4 separate regions of the Homo sapiens genome follow, and all the other regions are linked to region 3. The links are chromatin contacts, found by Hi-C or POLR2A ChIA-PET in ENCODE. All regions are on one chromosome and are shown on one strand. The core of a region is the stretch at or near the end of the contact, and the rest is flanking DNA. Distances in the headings are between cores, read along the strand shown.

Region 1 (2,700 bases), core at 98-2,597, 380 kb before region 3:
CATCACAGGCCGGGTGTGGTGGCTCACACCTGTAATCCCAGCACTTTGGGAGGCCAAGGCAGGCGAATCACCTGAGGTCGGGAGTATGAGATCAGCCTGACCAACATGGAGAAACCCCGTCTCTACTGAAAATACAAAATTAGCTGGGCATGGTGGCACATGCCTGTAATCCCAGCGACTTGGGAGGCTGAGGCAGGAGAATCGCTTGAACCCAGGAGGCGGAGGTTGCGGTGAGCCGAGATCATGCCTTTGCACTCCAGCCTGGGCAACAAGAGTGAAACTCTGTCTCAAAAGAAAAAAAAAATAACTTTGGCAAGTTCACCCCTTGTCAACAGCATCCATGCGCATTTTTAATTTTTATTTATTTATTTTGTTTGTTTGTTTTTTGAGACAGAGTCTTGCTCTGTTGGCCAGGCCGGAGTGCAGTGGTGCAATCTCGGCTCACTGCAACCTGCGCCTACCTCCCAGGCTCAAATGATTCTCCTGCTTCAGCCTCCCAAGTAGCTGGAACTACAGTTGTGCACCACCAAGCCCAGATAATTTTTGTATTTTTGGTAGAAACGGGGTTTCACCATTTTGGCCAGGCTGCTCTGGAACTCCTGACCTCAGGTGATCCGCCTGTCTTGGCCTCCCAAAGTGCTGGGATTATAGGTGTGAGCCACTGCACCCAGACTATATGCATCTTTTTCAACCATGATACAACTATCCACTTGACGTGATACAACTATCTCGTATACAATGAAAACCGCACTAATCTCTTTCCCAGAAGAGGATGTAAGTTTCTTGGGTGATGTTTATGCTTCTCCTTGGTATCTCATAACTTAAATAGTATGCTATAAGGTTAACAATATTGAAATACTATGATATAAAGTCAATATATCTTTTGTTACATAAGAGGATAAGTGGGGAATGAAAACAAAGACATTTGTGATACACACACACACACACACACATCCATCACAAAACAAAAAGAAACATCAACGGCAATTGCAGCTCTCGGTTCTGCAACTGGTGATGGGTCGTAGCTGGTGTTTATAACCATCTTCTTCCACCACACATTCCGTATTCCCGTTCTCCTCAACAAACACCTCAGCTGGCCATGGGTCACCTGGTGTGGCGAACCAAACCTCCTTTCCTGGGCCATTCATAGTCCTGCCAAGATTGGGTTGTTGCAGTTTTCCATTGACTCTAATCATAGGGCATTCTGATACTAAGAGATACCCTAAGCGCTCTCCTGTATTTCAGACATACCCTTTCCTAGCTCCATTGTGGAGTAGCAGTCCAATTTCTCTTTGGTAGTCAGGATTAATCACCCAAGTCAGCCCAGTAACGTCTTTCTTTGCCTGTTGATTCAGAGGCAAGAGGAACTGAAAGTGGCCAGGTGGCACTGAAAAGTCAGTTCAATGAAATCACTGTTGTCAGTCCATTTTCTGTTGCTTATGACAGAATACCTGAAACTGGGTAATTTATAAAGAAAGAAATTATTTCTTGCAGTTATGGGGGCTGAAAAGTCCAAGGTCAAAGGGCTGCATCTGGTGAGGCCCTTCTTTCTGATAGGACTCTGCAAAGTCCCGAGGTGGTGTAGGACATCACATGGCCAGGGGGCTCAGCATGCTAGCTCACACCTCTCCTCCTTTTATTTATACAGCTTTATAGCCACCAATCCCATTCCCATGATAACTCCTTAATCCATTAACCCATTAATTAATTATTATTATTATTATTTTAAGATGGAGTTTCACTCTTGTTGCCCAGACTGGAGTGCAATGGCGCGATCTCGGCTGACGGCAATCTCTGCCTCCCCAGTTCAAGTGATTCTCCTGCCTCAGCCTCCCAAGTAGCTGGGATTACAGGCATGTGCCACGAAGCCTGGCTAATTTTGTATTTTTAGTAGAGACGGGGTTTCTCCATGTTGATCAGGCTCCTCCTGAACTCCCAACCTCGGGAGATCTGCCCACCTTGGCCTTCCAAAGTGCTGGGATTACAGACATAAGTCACTGCACCCGGCCCTAACCCATTAATTTATTAATCCAAGGACAGATTAATTCATTCATAAGGGCAGAGCCCTCATGACTGAATCACCTTCTTTTTTTTTTTTTTTTGAGACGGAGTCTTGCTCTGTCGCCCAGGCTGGAGTACAGTGGCATGGTCTCAGCTCACTGCAAGCTCCGCCTCCAGGGTTCACGCCATTCTCCTGCCTCAGCCTCCCAAGTAGCTGGGACTACAGGCGCCTATCACTACGCCCAGCTAATTTTTTGTATTTTTAGTACAGATGGGGTTTCACCGTGTTAGCCAGGATGGTCTCGATCTCCTGACCTCGTGATCCACCTGCCTCAGCCTCCCAAAGTGCTGGGACTACAGGCATGAGCCACCGCACCTGGCCATGACTCTATCAACTCTTAAAGGCCCCACCTCTAAATACTGCCACATTGGGGATTAAATTTCAACTTGTGTTTTGGAGGGGACAAATAGTCAAACCATAGCATGTCTCCTGGTGGAGGCATTGCTCTCTTTGGAACTAAGACCTCTAGGCTAGCAGAGCATAAGGTTATGGGAACAGGAAGGAAAGATTTAACTAGTGAGCCGTGTGCAGTGGTTCACGCTCAAAGTGTAATCCCAGCACTTTGAGAGGCTAAGGCGGACAGATCACCTGAGGTCAGGAGTTTGAGACCAGCCTGGCCAGCATGGTGAAACCCCATC
Region 2 (2,700 bases), core at 112-2,611, 280 kb after region 3:
TTCCCAGGCTCAAGCGATCCTCCCATCTCAGCCTCCTAAGTAGCTGAGACTACAGGCATGCACCACCACACCTGGATAATTTTTTTTTTTTTTTTTGTAGAGATGGGGGTCTTGCTGTGTTGCCCAGGCTGTCCTTGAACTCCTGGCCTCAAGGGATCCTCCCAGGTCACCCTCCCAAAATGCTGGGATTACAGGCAAGAGCCACCGCAATGGCCCATTTCTTTACGTCATCTTCCAACTGTTCAGCCAACACTTAACTCTGAATCAACTGCCAATCTTTGAATCTGCTAGTGACCTGAAAGCCTTTCCAGGCTGACCCAATGTGTACATCCCATGTATTGATTTATGTCTTTGCCTGTAACTGCTGTCTCCCTAAGATGTATAAAACCAAGCTGTAACCCAACCACTTTGGGCTCACGTTCTCAGGACCCCCTGAGGCTGTGTCACCAGCCATGGTCACTCAAATAGGAGGCCCAGAATAAAACTCTTTACAAACTTTGAGTCTTTTTGGTCAACATAACCTAACCCTAAACATAATCCTCCTGGGGAAGGTGAAATCACAGGTATCTTTTCTTTGTTCGATTTGTGTATTTCCTGATTTCTCTACAGTTTTTAGGCATTTGCTGTGTGATCTAGAAAAGCTACAGAGTCTCGCTCCGTCGCCAGGCTGGAGTGCAGGGGCGCGAGCTCGGCTCACTGGAACCTCCGCCTCCCGGGTTCAAGCGATTCTCTTGCCTCAGCCTCCGGAGTAGCTGGGATTACAGGCACGCGCCACCACGCCCAGCTAATTTTCGTATTTTTAGTAGAGACGGGGTTTCACCATGTTGGCGAGGATGGTCTCTATCTCTTGACCTCGCGAGCTGCCCTCCTCGGCCTCCCAAAGTCCTGGGATTACAGGCGTGAGCCACCGCGCCCGGCCACAAATTCTATTTTCTTTCTCTTCCTTGGAAAGCATCGCTGGGCATTTATCCTGTCCTAGTATTTGAGTGAAACTTCTCTTAGCATTTCAGCGCAGTGACCACGATACACCCTTTCCTTTCCTTCTCGTTATGGGAAACTCGGTTCTAACCTGGAGGCCTTGGGCTCCAGGACCCAGTCACTGCAGCCCTGGACTTGACCCTAAAAGGGAATAAAGACAAATGCGAAGTTCAGTCCGGGGATCAGGGCTGCCGAAGCTCATATAGCCTGGGGCTTCTTAACCTTTAGACGGGGTAGAGACATTTGAAATGGCCCCTAAAGTTGGGGGGCGCTGGTAGGCTCATGGGAAATAGAGTCCGGCCCTTGTCCTGGGACCAACGGTGGGCCCTGGGAGGCGGACTTCCGGTGAACTCCTGCGCGTGTGCGCCTCTCCCTGGGTGCGTGTTCGCACATGCGCGCTGCCGCCGCACTGCCATCGCTTCCTGTGTGTCCTCAGGTCACCGCTTGCTCTAGTTCCCAGGCTTTGGCCCCCAGTGGACGAGAATCGCTGAGCCTGCGGGGCTGGACGCTGAGCGCCTAGGCCAGCACCTAGGCGGGCGCGGAGCTATGTGGGCCAGGGTTCGCACGGGCCGGGTGGAGGCTTGAGCGGGGACCCCCGAGCGTGAGCCCCTGAGCCGGCGGCCCTGCGGCCAGGGGAACCGGGCGGGAGGTGGCGAAGGTGGCAGCGGAGGCGGAGGCGAAGGGGCGGCGGGAACCGGGCCTGGCCCGTGTGTGTCCTGGGGGCCTGGCCCAGGCCGCCGCTGTACGGTGAGTCCCAGGGAGGCGGATCTGGGCCCCGGGAAGGACACCCTCCTGGATTTGCCCCGTAGGCCCGGCCCGGGCCCCTCAGGAGCAGAACAGCCTTGGTGAGGTGGACAAGAGGGGACCTCGCGAGCAGACGCGCGCCAGCGACAGCAGCCCCGCCCCGGCCTCTGGGGAGCCCCAGGAGGGTAAGTCTTTGGGTTTTCGGGCCCGGAGCGAGAAAGGCCTGGGTGAAGTCACCGTATGTTCGGGACCTTAGAGTATGAGGCGGGGGAGGGTCCGATCGCTTGCAGGAGAGGCGTGTGTTTGGCCTTGAGGCGCTGCACGGGAATATCTGGGAGGACGAGGCTTACGGGGGCGTGGAGGGTATCACCAGCCTCAGCTGCAGACGTCGTCTCCACTCCCCACTAACCCCTAACAGCCCTTCCTCCTCCTTTCCGTGCTCCAGATTTCGACCGCCTCTAAACGTCCGTCAGCATCTCTGTTCTCTCATTTAAGTGTCTGCTGATTCCCCCCTTAGATCTGCCCTGGAGACTGGTAGTAATGCAGGAACAGTCTGCAGGGATTCTCTCTTGCTGCCTCAGTTGCTAGGGGAAGAGACTGGGCCTTAGCAGGTGGGTGACTTGACCGGGTCACTGGCTTTGTGGGTAGAGTTGCTCATAGTAGAACTCAGGAGTCTTATCTCCCAGGCCAGTGTTCTTTCTCCCGTATCCTAGTTTTCTTAGTAGAAGGTTATTAGGTGCAGCAATAACCAAGTTCAGTTAGATAATTTAGAAACAAAACCATATTTTATACACATTCATTTCATTTCTGAGAGCTCACATACTCAATTCCTATGGTTTCTTTGATTTTAAGCAGTTTAAAGAGACAATAAGAAAATGCGGGCCGGATGCAGTGGCTCACACCTGTAATCCCAGCACTTTGCCGGGCTACAGCAAGAGTATCCCTTGAGACCAGGAGTTAAAGAACAGCCTAGGCAAC
Region 3 (2,700 bases), core at 196-2,695:
AAGAAATAAAAGGAGTTAATATTTTCCAAAACAAGGCAAGGTTCACTTTGGAATATAATTTTCTTTTTGTAGAGACAGGGTCTTGCTATGTTGCCCAGACTGGTCTTGAACTCCTGGCTTCAAGTGATCTTCCTGCCTTGGCCTCCCAAAGTGCTGGGATTACAGGCATGAATCACTGCACCTGGCCTGGAATATAATTGCCAACAATAAAAGATCTAGGCCCGGCACGGCGGCTCACGTCTGTAATCCTAGCACTTTGGGAGGCCAAGGCAGGAGGATCACTTGAGCACAAGAGTTGGACACTAGCCTGGGCAACACGGTGAGACTCCATCTCTACAAAAAATAGAAAAAGTTAGCTGGGCGTGGTGGCACGAGTCTGTGGTCCCAGCTACTTGGAAGAGTGAAGTGGGAAGATCGCTTGAGCCCAGGAGGTTGAGGCTGCAGTGAGTGGTGATCGCACCACTGCACTCCCGCCTGGGTAGCAGAGTGAGACCCTGTCTCAAAAAAATAAAAAGAAAAGGGGTCTCACTATGTTGCCCAGGTTGGTCTCAAACTCCTGCCCTCAAGCAATCCTCCCGTCTCAGCCTCTCAATGTGCTGAGATAACAGGCGTGAGCCATGGCGCCCAGCCAAGAATCTACTTTTGCATAACAATGATTCATTCCCTGCACAGATCCTCTGGGAACAGACTTCAGGTACCAATGCCACTTCCCACTGATTCCACACTTTGAAAGACAACAGCGTTGTATGTTGAGCCTGTCTGCTTCTCACGAAATGCAGCCACAACCGGCTCGGTATTTTTTCCTATCCTTCGTGTTGCAGATTCAAGTGCCCCGTACAAAGGGAAGGAAGGGCACAAGTGGCTGCTCCCGCCTCAAGAAAGGAGAACTCGAGGCCAAGGCTTTTGCCGGCGGTAACACCCTCGTGGCACCCCAGGGCCAGGTCTCGGCGCTGCACACAAAGGGGTGCTCGCGTCCTGCTGCGCGGACTTCGAAACCCCCTGTTTGTCCCCCGGGGTCAGCCCACACACTCTGGGGGCTTCGGTTTGTCATCCGTCAAATGGACACAGCACCACTGCCCACCTCTTCGGGCAGTGGTGAGAACTCGATAAGAGGATGCGTGGCCAGCGCTGGGACCGCGACAGTGCTTGGGAAGCCACTTCTGTCACCGTCTCAAGGGACAGCTCGCCCCCCGCTCCCTCTCCGGTGGGCTCCACCGCCCCCGTAGCCGCCGTCCTTACCACAGCACTCGCACGACCAGCTCGAAGAACCCTGGGAAGACCAAGTCGTCGCTGGCGATGGCCCAGCGCCGGCCGAAGAGTACCATCCCCGGCATGGCGAAGGTCCCGTAGCTCGCACTCAGGAGAGACCCCGCGCGCCGTTCACCGAGAACAAACCAGCACCCTCCGGACGCCGCCACCAAATTATCGGCGCTCAAGCGCAAACGCAGCGAGGGCGGGGACCTGCGCATGCTCACGCTGAGGCCGAGATCGGCGCAAGCGCACTGAGCCCTACACCGCCTCTTCCGCCGGAGCTGTCTGCGCCTGCGCAGAAACGCTGATCCGGAAGGCGCTGGCTGAGTCGATTGCAGGTCTGCCGGTCGGTGAAATCCGTTCTGGTATTTTCTTTTTCTTTTTCGTGAAGAGTGCAGTGATATCCGTTCTGGTGATATTTCCTTTTCCTTTTTTTTTTTTTTTTTTTTTTTTTTTTTTTTTTTTTTTTGGTGACGGAGTCTCGCTCTGTTCCCAGGCTGGAGTGCAGTGGGTGTGATCTCGGCTCACTGCATCCTCCGCCTCCCGGGCTCAAGCGATTCACCTGTCTCAGGCTCCGGTGTAGCTGTGATTACAGGAGCGCGCCACCACGGCTAATTTTTGTATTTTTAGTAGAGACGAAGTTTCACCATGTTGGCCAGGCTGGTCTCGAACCCCTGACCTCAAGTGATCCGCCCGCCTGGGCCTCTCAAAGTGCTAGGATTACAGGCGTGAACCACTGCGCCCGGCCCTGTTTGTCTGTTTGTTTAAGGCAGCGTATGGCTCTGTCGTTCAGGGTGGAGTGCAGTGGCGCAATCATGACTCACTGCAGCCTTGAACTCCTGAATGCCGCCTTGAATTCCTGGATTCCAGCGACTCTCCCACCTCAACCTCCTGAGTAGCTGAGACCAAAGGCACGTGCCACACTCCCGGCTAATTTATTTTTATTTATTTATTTATTTATTTATTTATTTATTTAGAGACATAGTTTTGCTCTTGTTGCCCCAGGCTGGAGTGCAATGGCGCGATCTTGGTTCACCACAACCTCCATCTCCTGGGTTCAAGCGATTCTCCTGCCTCAGCCTCCTGAGTAGCTGGGATTACAGGCATGTGTCACCATGCCCAGCTAATTTTGTATTTTTAGTAGAGATGGGGTTTCTCCATAAATTTTCCTATTTTTTGTAGAGACCGGAGTCTCACTCTGTTGCCCAGGCCGGTCTTGAACTCCTGGCCTCAAACCATCCTCCCGCCGCAGCCTCCCAAAGTGCTGGTATTACAGGCGTGAGCCACTACACCTGACCGAAATTTTCATTTTATAAGGAGGGACGCTTCAGGCCTGGAGGAATTAGCTAGCCTAGAGACCCAGGCTGTCAATGGCAGGTGTGGGACTCATATCCCGTTCTGTGAGACTTGCAAGCATGGGACAACATTGCTTCCATCTGTGCCCCTTGC
Region 4 (2,700 bases), core at 112-2,611, 260 kb after region 3:
GCGGGCGCCTGTAACCCCAGCTACTCGGGAGGCTGAGGCAGGAGAATCGCTTGAACCCGGGAGGCGGAGGTTGCAGTGAGCTGGGATGGCACCATTGCACTCCAGCCTGGGCAACAAAGCGAAACTTGTCTCAAAAACAAACAAACAAACAAACAAAAAACAAACAACAAAAAATGAATTCTGTAATACTCATCTATTTTCTTACTCTTTTAAATAAAGATCAGAAAATCCACAGGATGCCCTAAATAAAGGAATACAGTCGGCATAATTGAGTCTTTATTTGCAGAAACTTCAGTGTGCTACTCAAAAGGATCTTTTATTGAAGAACTTACGCTCACTTAACTAGGATACGGGGGACAGAACACTGGCCTGGGAGATAAAACTCCAGAGTTCTACTATGAGCAACTCCACCCACAAAACCTCGGACAAGTCACCCACCTGCTAAGGCCCTTCCCCTAGCAAATGAGGCAGCAAGAGATAGTTCCTGCAGGCTGTTCCTGCACTACAACGTATGATTCCACAAGAGCAGACCTAAGGGGGAATCAGCACTTAAATGAGAGAACAGAGGTGCTGACGGACGTTTAGATACGGTAGCAATCTGGAGCAGAGAGAGGAGGAAGGGCTGCTGGGGTGAGGGGGGAGTGGAGACAACGTCCGCAGCTGAGGCTGGTGACACCCCCCACGCCCCCGTAAGCCTCGTCCTCGCCGGACCCTGCCTTCAAACCCAAACACACGTCACTCCTGCAAGCGATCGAGACCTTCCACTGTCCCTCACTCTAAGGTGCCCTACACGCGGTGACTTCACCCAGGCCCTTCTCGCCCCGGGCCCGCAAACCCACGACTTACCCTCCTGGGGCTCCGCAGCCTCTGCCCCACCGCTCCCGACAGGCCGGGGCGGGATTGCTGTCGCGGGCGCGCGTCTGCTCGCGAGGTCCCTTCCTGTCCACCTCACCAAGGCCGTTCTGCTCCAGAGGGGCCCGGGCCGGGCCTACGGGACAAATCCAGGCGGGGCGTCCCTCCCGGAGCCCAGATCCGTCTCCCTGGGGCTCACCGTCCTGCGGAGCCGGGGCCGGGCCGTCGAGGACGCACACGGGCCGGGCCCGGGTCCCGCCGCCCCTTCGCCTCCGCCGTCGTCACCGCCCGGCCGGCCCCTTGGGCCCCAGCGCCGTCGGCTCCGGGGGTCGTGCTCGGGGATCCCCGCTTGAGCCTCCGCCTGGCCCGCACAGCCCCGCGCCCGCTTGGGTGCCGGCCCGGCTCTTCGGCGCCCAGCCCCGCAGGCTCCGCGATTCTCGCCCACCGGAGGCCAAAGCCTGGGAACTAGGGCGAGCGGTGACCTGGGGACGCACAGGAAGCGAGGGCACTGCGGCCGCGGCGCGCATGCGCGAACACGCACACAGAGAGGGGTGCACATGCGCAGGAATGCACCGGAAGTCCGCCTCCCGGGACCCGCCGCCGGTCCCAGGACAAATACCGTGACTCTATTTCCCATGAGCCTACGCGCTCCCCAAATTTAGGAGCCATTTGAAATGTCTCTATCTGGTCTAGCGGTTAAGAGGCTCTATGCTAAGAGAATTGGCAACGCCGAACCCCAGACTCAAATTTCTCCTTAGTTTAAGGGAACGTCTTCATGGGGATGTCTTGACTATCTTTAAGGGAACGTCTAGAAAGTCTCTGCTTCCTGTAGCATCTCGTAGACCATGCCTGGGCCAGTCCTGCCTTACCGGAGAGCTCAAGGCTTAAAATCAATGTCCATGTGCAACCGTGACAAATGGAACAAGAGGGTGCATCATGCTAGCTTATGATCACAATGACACATTTAACGAAAACTTCAGTAAATAGAGCCCATGGATGAAATAATAGAGGATTAGCCTGGGACAGGATACCATCCTCGCCCCAACAAGGAGAAAAAGAATTCCAGCTTTTCCAAATCACTTTGAATTAGTGATAGCTAGAAAACTCAGAGAATATGTACAGAATTGAAAGAAGAAAAAAATTAGCCAGAACTCTACTTCCTGAAGAGGATGAGGCAAGCAGAAGAAGAAATTTGCGTCTTAATGGAAAACGAAGCACATTTAGAAAGCCATGTTACTTGATTCCAACCCTGTTCCTTATCTTTGAGGTATTTTACACCTCTTTGAAAACTGTAGGTAATCGATGCAAGTTATGTTCTGTCTGGTGGAAGTTGGTTGACTTCCCACAATCCCCACTAGAGAAAATGCAGTTTTGACTGCATTTCTCCATTTACATAATCATTTCAATATTCCTGATCTGAAAATATGTCTGTTTCTCAGATTCTCTCTCTCTCTCTCTTTTTTTTTTTAATTTTGAGACAGGGTCTCACTCTGCTGTGCATGCTGGAGTTCAGTGGCGAGATCTTGGCTCACTGGTTCAAGGAATTCTCCTGCCTCAGCCTCCCAAGTAACTGGGATTACAGGTGCACACCACCAAGCCCGACTAATTTTTGAATTTTTAGTAGAGATGGGGGTTTCACCATGTTGGCCAGGCTGGTCTTAAACTCCTGACCTCAAGTGATCCACCCGCCTCAGCCTCCCAAAGTGCTGGGATTACAGGCATGAGCCACCATGTCCAGCCCTCAGATTCTCTTTTGAACCAGTTATAATATCTGCCTGTTTCCTCTTGAATTAAATAAAATCTTTAGCATGTGCTCATTTTTATATCTGTATCAGAGTCATGATTTTA

What was found. A loop is a pair of places that touch in the nucleus more often than their neighbours do. ChIA-PET counts read pairs that join two places held with the same protein, here RNA polymerase II (POLR2A). Pooled maps may share reads with other maps.
Region 1: a loop to region 3 is called in a pooled map, with 2.2 times the contacts of the local background. The contact joins the enhancer-like site here to the promoter of DAGLB in region 3. A Hi-C loop is called at or near these places in 2 of 168 maps with a recorded cell type or tissue (CD8-positive, alpha-beta T cell and sigmoid colon) and 12 of 50 pooled maps. POLR2A ChIA-PET finds 5 or more read pairs at or near these places in 7 of 52 experiments (A549, AG04449, AG04450 and 4 more).
Region 2: a map with no recorded cell type shows a loop between it and region 3 (4-fold over the local background). The contact joins the enhancer-like site here to the promoter of DAGLB in region 3. A Hi-C loop is called at or near these places in 1 of 37 single-sample maps with no recorded cell type and 3 of 50 pooled maps. POLR2A ChIA-PET finds 5 or more read pairs at or near these places in 4 of 52 experiments (B cell, GM12878 and activated T-cell).
Region 4: a map of naive thymus-derived CD4-positive, alpha-beta T cell shows a loop between it and region 3 (10-fold over the local background). The contact joins the promoter of ZNF12 here to the promoter of DAGLB in region 3. A Hi-C loop is called at or near these places in 1 of 168 maps with a recorded cell type or tissue (naive thymus-derived CD4-positive, alpha-beta T cell) and 11 of 50 pooled maps. POLR2A ChIA-PET finds 5 or more read pairs at or near these places in 3 of 52 experiments (GM12878, HCT116 and WTC11).

The regions. Positions count from the first base shown.
Region 1 is chr7:6,070,209-6,072,908 of GRCh38, forward strand. No RefSeq gene overlaps it. Among named protein-coding and RNA genes, the nearest start is that of EIF2AK1, 12 kb to the left of the region's middle. Within about 2 kb of position 1,348, at least 2 of the 41 ENCODE cell types and tissues checked have a DNase peak (open chromatin) inside an H3K27ac peak, as active enhancers do; they include B cell, where a contact is called at or near this core.
Region 2 is chr7:6,728,395-6,731,094 of GRCh38, forward strand. No RefSeq gene overlaps it. Among named protein-coding and RNA genes, the nearest start is that of ZNF12, 23 kb to the left of the region's middle. RefSeq lists enhancers at 230-1,205, 1,257-1,466 and silencers at 1,617-1,726, 2,137-2,186. Within about 2 kb of position 1,362, at least 39 of the 41 ENCODE cell types and tissues checked have a DNase peak (open chromatin) inside an H3K27ac peak, as active enhancers do; they include B cell and GM12878, where a contact is called at or near this core.
Region 3 is chr7:6,446,509-6,449,208 of GRCh38, forward strand. DAGLB (diacylglycerol lipase beta) reads right to left here and starts at 1,446. Exons shown (of 15, transcript NM_139179.4): 1 at 1,240-1,446. The coding sequence starts at 1,334. RefSeq lists an enhancer at 1,654-1,703.
Region 4 is chr7:6,705,586-6,708,285 of GRCh38, forward strand. ZNF12 (zinc finger protein 12) reads right to left here and starts at 1,362. Exons shown (of 5, transcript NM_016265.4): 1 at 847-1,362. RefSeq lists a silencer at 978-1,337 and an enhancer at 1,031-1,530.